Regions from separate parts of the Mus musculus genome. Here region 1 is linked to region 2. A link is a contact called in ENCODE POLR2A ChIA-PET data. All regions are on one chromosome and are shown on one strand. The core of a region is the stretch at or near the end of the contact, and the rest is flanking DNA. Distances in the headings are between cores, read along the strand shown. Region 1 holds the start of Riox1 (ribosomal oxygenase 1). Region 2 holds the start of Rbm25 (RNA binding motif protein 25).

The links. ChIA-PET counts read pairs that join two places held with the same protein, here RNA polymerase II (POLR2A).
Region 1: POLR2A ChIA-PET joins it to region 2 with 10 read pairs in embryonic stem cell. The contact joins the promoter of Riox1 here to the promoter of Rbm25 in region 2. POLR2A ChIA-PET finds 5 or more read pairs at or near these places in 3 of 5 experiments (Patski and embryonic stem cell).

The regions. Positions count from the first base shown.
Region 1 is chr12:83,949,233-83,954,823 of GRCm38, reverse strand. It overlaps Riox1 (ribosomal oxygenase 1), which reads right to left and starts at 4,216. Exons shown (of 1, transcript NM_023633.3): 1 at 1,871-4,216. The coding sequence starts at 4,132. The coding sequence ends at 2,321. Heatr4 (HEAT repeat containing 4) reads left to right here. Exons shown (of 17, transcript NM_001376939.1): 15 at 119-284; 16 at 2,157-2,209.
Region 2 is chr12:83,629,849-83,635,692 of GRCm38, reverse strand. It overlaps Rbm25 (RNA binding motif protein 25), which reads right to left and starts at 3,450. Exons shown (of 19, transcript NM_027349.4): 1 at 3,276-3,450.

The DNA of each region.
Region 1 (5,591 bases), core at 2,967-5,466, 320 kb before region 2:
TTAACAAGCAAGTAATACATGCTTGGCCTGATCAAATTACTTTAACGCTTTTTCCTAATGTTTTAATGTATTTCCTAATACAGTTGGTCAGTTGCTTTTTAAAACACTTTTCCCGTAGATCCAAACACTAAACCAAAAGGACATACTGACGGAGAAAATACTGAAGATGGAACTGGCCGTAAAAAAACTGAAAGAAACAGCTAAATGGGTTTACTCAGAACCCAAAGCGGACCAAAAACCGCTGGAATTCTACAGTTTTCTTCAGAAATTCAAACCTTCTGAGAGTAAGTTTCGGGGTGAAACTGAGGGTGAGCCCATTCCTTGACACTTCTCACAAAATGACCCCAGGATCTAGCCAAGATTTCATAGGGAGCCCTGAATAATTTCTATTCAGGACGGCTACTTATTCTCCATCTTAGTTTCCACGAACCCCCTGCCCACCCCCACCCCCACCCTTCTTATCTACCTGCAACTGTTGGAATTTAAAGAGTAGCTCTAGCTGAACTGACTTTAAAAGGACATATAGAAAAGCACAAGTCTTAGCCGGGCGTGGTGGGGCACACCTTTAATCCCAGCACTTGGGAGGCAGAGGCAAGTGATTTCTGAGTTCAAGGCCAGCCTGGTCTACAAACCGAGTTCCAGGACAGCCAGGGCTACACAGAGAAACCCTGTCCCGAAAAACCAAAAAAAACAAAACAAAACAAAACAAAACAACAACAACAACAACAAAAACCCAAAAAAGAAAAGCACAAGTCTTTATAAAAACAAGTAACTACAGTGTATGCTTGCTGAAGCACACACACACACACACACACACACCCGCCCCGGAAGTACACATTTAATCTTTTATAGTGGTCACCCTTGGAAAGTGGGGCTGGGAGGGGAACAGTCATTTTATGTTCTAATTTAAGGGAAGAAATACTTCCTAAAAACACTCAACCTTAAAAACTGAACCTAGCAGTTGTGATAGGCTCTTAAGAGGCCCAGACATACCCTAAATGGCAAAGGTGCAGGGGTCAAACTATACCAGAACATACTCACAAGATCTGTAAGCAGCAGCCTCAGATCACCACCCCAAACCCAGGTCTTCTGGCTCCAAGCACTGTTTCTGGCGCACCAGGCTCTCTTCCACCAATCATGAGAGCATGCACTTGCTGGGAAAGTTGTGTCCAACTGTGGTGGGGGGATGTGGTGGGGAAATATGAGAGTGGAAAATAATCTGAACACCAATCTTCCCCCTATGGCCAGCTTGCAAAAAGCTGGGTGACTAAAGCCTGTGAAAGCACAACTAGGTGACATGACGCTGTCCTTGTGGGAGCTAGCAATGCCAGTAAGTCACTGATTTCAACCAAGCGCTGAACAAATACCGTATGTATTTCAGAGCTGATTCTGCTAGTAAAAGATCTCCTGCTAGGACTGTTCAGATTGGACGGAGTTCAAGTATCATAACTAAAAGGAGTATGTTACCTCCAAAGCCAATCCACGGCCCCAACCAGATATGTTTCTCGTCTTTAATGGGAGTGATGCTAGGATAAGCCCAGGGCGGTGCACATGCCAAGTGTCCGCTTGCTCTACCCCAGCTCTCTCACCTTTGCAAAAGATACTCCTTTGACATCCTAAGCCATGCTTTCTTTGTTTTTTGTTTTGAGACAAGGTTTCTCTGTATAGCTCTGGCTGTCCTGGATCTCACTTTGTAGACCAGGCTGGCCTCAAACTCAGAAATCCGCCTGCCTCTGCCTCCCGAGTGCTGGGATTGAAACCAAGCCCGGCTACTAAGCCATGCTTTCATCTGAGCCATATTTTATCTTCTTCCTCGTCCCACACTTCTTCAAATCAATCCCCCCCAAAAAATCTAGGCTTAGAAAAGAAAGATGGTCTTTGGCACTTTTTTTTTTAATAAATCTGACGTTCATACAAACTTAACGCGCAGCACACTGACCCCAGCTCAGCCCCGCAAACTGATGAAATAGAACCCAAGGAAGCAACTTCCATATAAAACCCCCAATGTCTCCAGCAGAATGGCCCAGCCAATGCTACCCGGTACACTGGACACTGTAGGGAATGAAGCTGGTGCTCTGAAAGGACAGGGGTCAGGGCCACTTCTGCCACGAACTTTCCCCCTCAGCTTCAATTCCTGTGTTTACTTTTACACCTAGGTAAAAAGGTTCTTCTCCAGCCTGAAGTCTGCGACACTGAAAAAATCCTAAAGGTAAGCACAACCATACTGATGCTTAGCAAGGTAAGAACCCGACCTCTTTAAAAAGAGAGGCAACGGTAGTGGAGAGTCGCAACGGCACTCTTTCCAGCCATCCTCAAAAAACTAACTCGGAACTAGAGGTGTCTTGGTGAGTAGCAGCCCCTTATCATATAACATGGTTGCCAAGGAGAGCTGGTCTTCCACACTGTCACATGGCAAGTCCCCCACTCTCACAAACTCCGGGTAGGAGCGAAGCAAGAGTTCCATGGCGTCGGCTTGCTGGGGGTGGATTTCTAAGCACTTGGGTTCCTCTAGGTGATAAACTCGAGAGTTTTCCACCGTGTGATACAGGAACAATCGGCCTCCCTCTCCCACCAGCCGAGCTACGCCGTCCTGAAGCATGTGGACTTGGGTTTCAGTTGTCAGCTGGGCCCCCACATTGACGGGTTCTCCAGCCTCCCAGCGAACTGGGAGCCCGTGAACACTTAGAGCCCGTTCCCTATCGGTCAACACAGGGGGCAGGGAATCGTGAATGAAGTCTTTTGCTCTCTGGTCAGCCACAGCATCGACAGGAGCAAAGTGTCCCAGGCGAGCAACCAAGACCCGCACCTTTTCCATGAAAGCTGTCCTTCTAGGATCCTTAGAGTCGGAATGCTGGGCCCCCATGTAATCCATGAAGTCTCGGGGCAAGCCTCTGCGGAACTCCACGTTCTCCTCTATGGCCGCTTGCACTGCCAGAGGCAGTACAGCCTCCAGGAAGTCACCCCATGTATTGCGCTGGTAGGTGGACAAGGTGAGGTGTAGGGAGTGGACTCCATCCTGACATTCAGCTTGGTGAATGAAGCCCCGAGGAAAATAGAGCAGGTCTCCAGGTTCCAGTACCGTTTGCAGCACAGGCTCACCAAGGTCCTCCTGGCTGAAGTTGGGACTAGATGTCAGGGCCAACTCCTCACTCGGGTCCCGCGGTCGGTAGACGCGCCAGAGTTTCCGACCTTCCAGCTGCAACACGAAAGCCTCGATGTCATCGTAGTGAGGAGCAAAGCCCTGCGAGTCCGGGGGCGTGAGGTAGACGTTGGAGCCCGCCATGCTGCCAAACTGCTCCTGGAGCACGGCCAGAAACTGCCACACGGTGGGCGAGAAGGCTTGCGGGCACAGGAGGCGCAAGGAGCAGCCGGCTCGGTACAAGGACCACGCGGCGGCGGGAAGCGCGCGGCCCGGCGGGTTCAAGGTCTCCCGCCGTCCATCGACGTAGCGCGCGGCGTCCAGATGCTGCCCGAATTGCACGTCCTCGTAGCGCAGCATCGAGTCCAGGTCGGCGGTGGAGAAGAGACCCTCGTAGTAGCTGCGGTCCTGCCGCCGCACCAGCACCGCCTCCCGCTCCCACAGCCGCCGGTAGAAGTGGTCCGGAGGCAGGGGCGCCAGGAGCCACTCGAAGAGGCGGGCGGCGCGCCTCCGGCTGCTGGGGATGCCGTTCAGCTCCGTCAGTACCTGCTGCAGCGGCGAAGCCCGGGGTCGCCCCGGCTCATCCGCGTGCGAGCCCGGCGGCGGCGGAGCGGCCGTCCCCAGGTTCCGGGAGAGCGCAGCCCATCCCTCCACGCGGCTCGGCAGCGTCGCCGAAGCCGACCTCGGGCGCGCTGACACCGGCCGCGGCTCCGCCGACCGCGAGGCCTCCAGCAGCTCTGCCGGCCTCTTCCGCTTGCCCCGAACCGAGGCCACCGCCACTTTCGAGTCCGAGTCCTCGCTCCGGAGCGCGCGAGCTCTCAGCGCGGCCACGCGGGACGCCGCCGCACTTTTCCGGTGCCTTCGGATCTTCCGGGGCCGCAAGGGCAGGGCCAAGACCGACGCGCCGCGGGGCTGCGACTGCGGGTGCCGCCGGCGCCTCCCCCGCCCGCGCTTCAGCAGCGCCGCACCGTTGCCATTCGGTAGCTCGTCCATAGCGGGGCGGCCGGCGGGTCCCACGCTTCCGCGGCCGTGGTGCTTTCTGGGAAGGGGGCGAGTCCTTCGGCATTCCCTGGGTAGGCCAAGCCTACCGTCTTCCTGGGTCCTACAGCTAGCCCGGTTTGTCACCTTTTAAAACCGCGGTAGTATGCACTGGCAAGGCAAAATTCTCTACCAGATAAAGACTCCGTGTAAGAAAAGAAGGCACGAGGCATTTCAAAAGAAAACAACTTCATTCCTCTTTTTTGCTTTTCTGGGACAGAATCTTTCTACAGAAGCCGTAGCTATATAGTCCTAGAACTTATTAGGTGAGCCAAGTTGGCTTTGAACTCACAGAGATTTCTGTCTCTGCCTCGCGATTGCTGGGATTAAAGGTGTGCAGCGCTGAGCCTGGCTTCCTGTTTTAGTCCGCTTTCTCATTTTTGTGGTAGGCATTTTTGTTCCTAGGCAGTTTCCTGGTAGAATGGAATGAAGGCAAAGTTTGATATTCTGTATGAAGCACAGCTCTTACTGGCTCTCTTCACTGCAGAAAACTTCATTGTTAAGCCTCTCCTCTTCTTTTTCCTCTCTCTCCTCAGTTACAAAGCCTTGCCAGGTATGGTGGTTCATGCACGGGGAAGGCTGAGGTTACAGGGTGAGCCGCTTGTAATTAATATTCTTCCTCTGAAAAGGAAGTTAGGGACTTCTCCACTTTGTCAGTGTATTGCTACATAGTCCTTTCTAACCTCAAACTCCTGGGCTTGCCTCTCAATATGACATTGCAATAGGCTGTTTCTCCTCCTCCTCCTCTTCTTCAAGCTTCTGACTTTTTAAAAAGTTTGTGCATGCGTACGTGTATGTCTCAAGGAGGCCAGAGAAATCTCTTAGTACAGTAGTTTGTGGAAATCTCTCTCTGATCCTTGGATAGAGTCGTAAACACTCTTTAACCACTGAACCATCATCTCTAGCCCCCCGCAGACACCGCTTCTGCAAGCATTCTTGTGAGTGTGTGTGTGTGTGTGTGTGTGTGTGTGTGTGTGTGTGTGTGTGTGTGTGTATTTTACATATGTATGTACCACCATGCCTGGCAGAACATAGGTCTTGATTGGGCAGGATGGCAATACTTTCTCAGGGAGTTAGGTAGCTTAAATGAATTGATTGGAACCTGTGATGGTTAACACCGATTGTCAACTTGACAGGTGTTAGTGTTATTTTACATAGTGTGTTGCAGTTTTCCTCTTAACCCAGCTAACTCCCAAAGAATTGAGACTGGACTAGTATATTTACTCAAAAAGCTTTAAGGGCACAACAACTGAGCAGGTTACTCTATTTTAATCCTTTATGCTAATCTAGCACCTTCCCGACAGAATCTTCCTGATACTTGCAGCATTTTAGTACTGATCTGGTTCTCTGGGCTCCCGGACTGCTCTTTGTTTTTTCTTTCTCCTTTTCCTTATCTCTCTTGGAGTCTCTCCTC
Region 2 (5,844 bases), core at 2,201-4,700:
GTGTACTCATATAAATAATAATTTTTTTTAAAGAAAGAAAAGATTAAAGGAAAAACAGCAATATTAATAATTCTTATTAGTATTTTCTCCAAATACTTAAAAAAAATGTTTTAAGTACAAAAGAAGCTAAGCTTGGTACATGCCTATTACCCAGCACTGGAGAGGCCAGGACCAGAGAAGCCTGAGTTTGATACCAGCATGGGCTACTTACTGAAACTCAAAAAACCAGAACAAAGGTATCCAAGAAGGCTTTAAGAAGGAATCAAAATCTCCTTGAGGAATGTGGGATAGCTGTAAAACAAGAGAGAAAAGAACTGAAGCTCTCTAACTCAAGGAAACAAAGCTTGCCTAACAAGTCCACTGCCCTGGATTTGTTCCCCAGCATCACAGTAACTCTATATTAACCCTCAAAACATTCAAAGACTAGGTATGGTAGTACACACCTTTAATCCTAGCACTTGTGAGGCAGAGGCAGTAGATCTCTATGAGTTGGGAGGACAGCTTTGTCTACATAGTGAGTTCCTGTCTCAAAAAGCTTTTTGTTAACATTAAAAAATATGGGCTGGTGAGATGGCTCAGTGGGTAAGAGTACCCGACTGCTCTTCCAAAGGTCCGGAGTTCAAGTCCCAGGAACCACATGGTGGCTCACAACCATCCATAACAAGATCTGACGCCCTCTTCTGGTGTGTCTGAAGACAGCTACAGTGTACTTACATATAATAAATAAGTAAATCTAAAAAAAAAATTAAAAAAAAAAAAAAAAACATTAAAAAATATAAAGAACAGTTTTCCAAGATGGTGATTACTTTTAACAGTGCTAATTTAATATTAACTTTTCTCAAAGCTATGAAACAACAAATTTTCCTCACATAAATAAGGAAAATAAACTGAAAACTTTTCTGTGGCTAAAAAAGTAATGTGAAGCCGGGTGTGGTGGCGCACGCCTTTAATCCCAGCACTTGGGAGGCAGAGGCAGGCAGATTTCTGAGTTCAAGGCCAGCCTGGTCTACAGAGTGAGTTCCAGGAGAGCCAGAGATACACAGAGAAACCCTGTCTCGAAAAAAAAAAAAAAAAAGTAATGTGAAAAGCCCTTGACCTGAAGTCAATAACTCAACACAACATTGTTAACACGCACAAGTGTGTGTATCTTCATTCAGACACAGCATTGCAATAAAAAGATAATCACAGAATAGATCTATTAGCCAAAATTATTAATACACAATGGCTAAATGCAAAACACTATTTTTTTCCCTAGAAGTTTTTTGGTATCCTACCAAAAGAAAGGAAGAAGATAGCGCAGCAGTTACAAAAACTTACTGCTCTTCCGGAGGACCTAGGTTTCATTCCCAGAACCCATATGGTGTTTCACTGCCATTTTAAAATTCCAGTTCTTGGAGATCCTTTCCTGGCCTCTGGCCTCACCAGGCACAAATACAGTATACAAACATATATGGAAGCAAAACACCCAATCAACCCATCCACACAAAATATATTTAAAATTCTTAGCAGAAAATACTTTTGTGACACCTTCCTCACACACAAAAAAGAGATAATCCCAGAATGACTTGATGCCAACATGTTTTTTCCTTGTAAAAGTCCTCAATATCCTTTTTCTCTCCTAGATTCCTTGGTGTACAAGGGTTACCGTCTGTATCCAAGAAGCTAATTTGTTCAGGGAAACACAGTAAGTGGGTGTAGACTCCAAAGTTCCCCACTGAGAAATTACCAATTCAAAAGTTTCATGAAACCACAAGGTCTCAATTCCCTACCAGTGGAGAAAGTAAGGAGCTTAAATATGTTAAAGTCTACTCTAAGTACACAGGAAGAAATGTAAAAAGTCTCTGAAACGTCTGACTCTTAATTCTTAAGTAACACCATTTATTAGTATAAGCCAACATCATGTTATACAAAATTTTAGTGAGCATTTTACATACATTTTTTCCAGTCCCAAAGTCCAACCTGTGAAGTGGATCGAAATGTAACTCTCATTTTACTGATGAAGAAAATCAAGACTTAAAAAAGTTTAATAAGCACATTGTCTGCTTGAATCACAACTGAGCAATTGAATGTCTTATGAGAACACTGAACTCTTTGAAATATCTTTTATAAAAAAATTAAAGTTCTCACAAAATTACATTCGTGGTGTGAATACTCCCCGTTAAACTATCAACCTTTCTTAAATCTATATACAGGCTTACAAGAATCAATATCATACAGCGACCCTCTTACTTGTGGGGAAAAAAAACAAGAGATTTTTAAACTGAAGAGAAACTGAAATTGAGGGTGCTCACAGACAACACACAAAAAAACTGTTTATACAATACTGCCTCTACCTGATTCACCTTATTTCACTAAAGCACTATGATACAAGAGAAGCCCAATCTTTTCCCTCCTTTTGGTCGGCTTTACTCTGACCTGTATCAAAATGGCATTTCCACGTCAATATAAATCCATTATTACATAACTTCAAGATAACCTTCATACTCTTATTTCGAAAACTGTATTTAAAAATCAATACTGAAAACAAAAGGAGGGCAGCATATTTTAATATGAAGAAGGCTGGTGCCGCCTAGAATGAATGGAGAGATCCTTTACAGCATCCCTCCCAATCGGAAAGGGGATCAGACGGTGAAACTCATCACTAGCTCCAACAAGCAGGAAAGGTGCTTTAAAACCAAAAAAGTGGCCACTCGATAAACTCAAGGAGGGGTGGGGCCCGTTCTTTTGGCGGCTGGCACTAGACTACCAGACAGAAAAGAAATCCGTTGGTGGCCCGCACCTCGCTCCAAGAGTGGGCGCAGGCTACTTTCAAGGCGCAGCCTGGAGGCACTTGAGTCCTCGGCCCCGGAAACCTACTGAGAGGTGGCTCTGGAGGCCCCGAGGAGACAAGGGCCTCCGGGCCGACCGATCCTAGCCCTGGCTAAGACAGGAGCCCCGTCAGGGCCCGAGGCGATTCGCTCCCAAACTGAAACGGAAGCCAATAGACAAAGTGGGCGACAAAAAATAAAATAAAATTCCCGGAGGACCGCTCCGGCCGTGGGCCCGGCCTCCCCGGGCTCCTGGTTCACTGGTTTTTCCGAGGCCTTGGAGGGGAAGAGAAGCCCGAGCCGCGTGCCCGTCCCCTCCCCCACCCCGCCCCGTCTCCCCACCCCCCCCCACCCCCCACCCCGCTGGGCCTCCACAGCGGCCCTGGCTTCTCCGCCGCCGCCTCCTCCTCCCGCAGCTGAGGTAGCAGGTCGAGCGGTTTCCTCACGCGTTCGGAAGCGTGGACTCACCCGCCGCTAAGAAAACGGTACTGTCTTCGCGGCCTCTGGGCGTCAGGTGATGGAGTGGGGCTCCACCGGTTCGAGGTGTCTGCGCGCCGCCCGACTCTAGAGACTGGTTCCGAAGCGCCTACTCGCCTAGGCCGCAAAACACAGCCGCGCTGCGCGGGGAGCTCCTGGAGGGCTTCCTCTTGCCCGGCGTGCACTGCGCCAGGAGGCGTGGAAAGGGATAACCATAGAGAAGGTGATGCCTAGATAGTCTCCGCCGTCGCCTCTGACTCATTAAGTACAGAGGGATGACCATAGAGTGGGATTGTCTAGTGGGACCTAGAGAGGCTCGAGCTGTAAATTACCACCCACCCTGCCATTTTTGATTGGAGCCGATTGAATCTTATGACTGTGCGACGCCATCTTGAGGTCAAGGTTCCGGCTGGTTACTCGCGCGGGGCTTGTTACAGGTTTTCTCACATTTTTTGGTAGTTCGTTTTCCAGGAATTAGAACCTTGGTCTCCTGATTCTTGGAGGTTCGATGACCTGATACCTGGGCGGGACCGAGAACCTCAATAGAAAGCCCAGATGTCATTTGTTCTTCGCAAAGTACTGCTCACACCAAGAAATAACTGGCAACGGCTATATTGGGTTTTTTGGACTTTTTGTGCGTACACACACTATATCTTAGGCGAGGTAACAGGGTCAAAGAGGTAACTAGATGCTTGGTATCTTCAGAAACCTGTAAGAATATTTAATGCAACTTTCCGCAGTGTGCGAATGACTAAAAATACTAAAACAGTGAAAATGAATACTCACAAATTACTGGGTTATCCAAATTATGGAATTTATAAGCAGTATCTGCTGCTTTTGTTTCCTGTTACTCAGAAGGATTTTATAATTCGTTTACAAGGAGCTTGTCTCTCTGAAGGTGGAGAGTGAGATTTATTCCTGTCCTGGGAGAGCTGGAGTCCTGGGATAACAAATAGCAAACCTTGGTTGGTTAGTGTATTAGTCAGGGTTCTCTAGAGTCACAGAACTTATGGATAATTTCTAAATAGTAAAGGAATTTATTGATGACTTACAGTCGGCAGCCCAATTCCCAACAATGGTTCAGTCGCAGCTGTGAATGGAAGTCCAAGGATCTAGCAGTTACTCAGTCTCACGCAGCAAGCAGGCGAAGGAGCAAGAGCAAGAGCTAGAGCTAGACTCCCTTCTTCCAATGTCCTTATATTGTCTCCAGCAAAAGGTGTAGCCCAGATTAAAGGTGTGTTCCACCACACCTTTAATCCCAGATGAAAGGCATAGCCCAGATTAAAGGTGTGTTCCTTAACTCGGAGATTCAATCTTCTGGAATCCATAGCCACTATGGCTCAAGATCTTCAAACCAAGATCCAGATAAGGATCTCCAAGCCTCCAGATAAGGGTCACTGGTGAGCCTTCCAATTCCGAATTGTAGTTCATTCCAAATATTGTCAAGTTGACAACCAGGAATAGCCACTACAATCCACCCCTTGTCAACTTGACACAAATAATATCTCATGTTCACATGAAACAATAACAAGGTTGTAAATACGCCTAACATGATATAACTATCCCTCGTACAATCGCAAACGCATTAGTAAATTTACAATGGGCATTCATATTACTTTATAATCCTCGTTTCTGCAACTGGTTACGTGGCCTTAATTGGTATTTATAACTACCTTCCTCTACTACCCATTCTGTATTTCCTTCACCTTCAGCCAGCACCTCAGCAGGTCTTGGCTCTTTTCCTGGAGGATTGACCCATACCTTCATTCCTGATGGGTCTGCGTCCTTTGTCATCCTGCTTGGATTAGGCTGTTGTAGTTTCCCATTGACTTTAATCACAGGACATGGTAGTACTAAGAGACGCCCTAAGGGATCTCCTGCACTCCAGACATAATCTTGCTTACCACCATTGTGAAGAGGTAATCCAATTTCCCCATGGTAATCTGGATCTATCACCCCTCCTAACACTGTTATTCCTTTTTTAGCCTGTTGGTTTAAGGGCATTAGAAGCCCAAAATGACCAGGGGGAAGTCTGAGCTTCCAGTTCAATGAAATGTTTGTTGTAGCTCCTGGTAGGAGCACTCCCCTCTCTGGAGCCAAAACTTCTAGGCCAGCAGAACCTAGAGTTATGGGGACAGGAAGCAAAAATTTTCCTAGAGGGTCACTAGGAGTGATAGTAAGTGGAACTATTCCTTTTTCCACCCCTTGATTCCTGGACCCATGAATCCTGGCTATGGGTGAAACTGTACCATATATCGAGCGCTGATTCAAAGCATATACTGCCTTCTGAAGAACTCTGCCCCAGCCTTCCAAGCTGTTACCACCTAATTGGCGCTGTAACTGCGTCTTCAAAAGGCCATTCCATCTTTCTATCAGCCCAGCTGCTTCAGGATGATGGGGAATGTGGTAAGACCAGTGAATTCCATGATCGTGAGCCCACTGTCGTACTTCTCTGGCTGTGAAATGAGTTCCTTGGTCAGAAGCAATACTGTGTGGAATACCATGACGATAGATGAGGCATTCTGTCAGTCCGTGAATGGTGGTTTTAGCAGAGGCATTA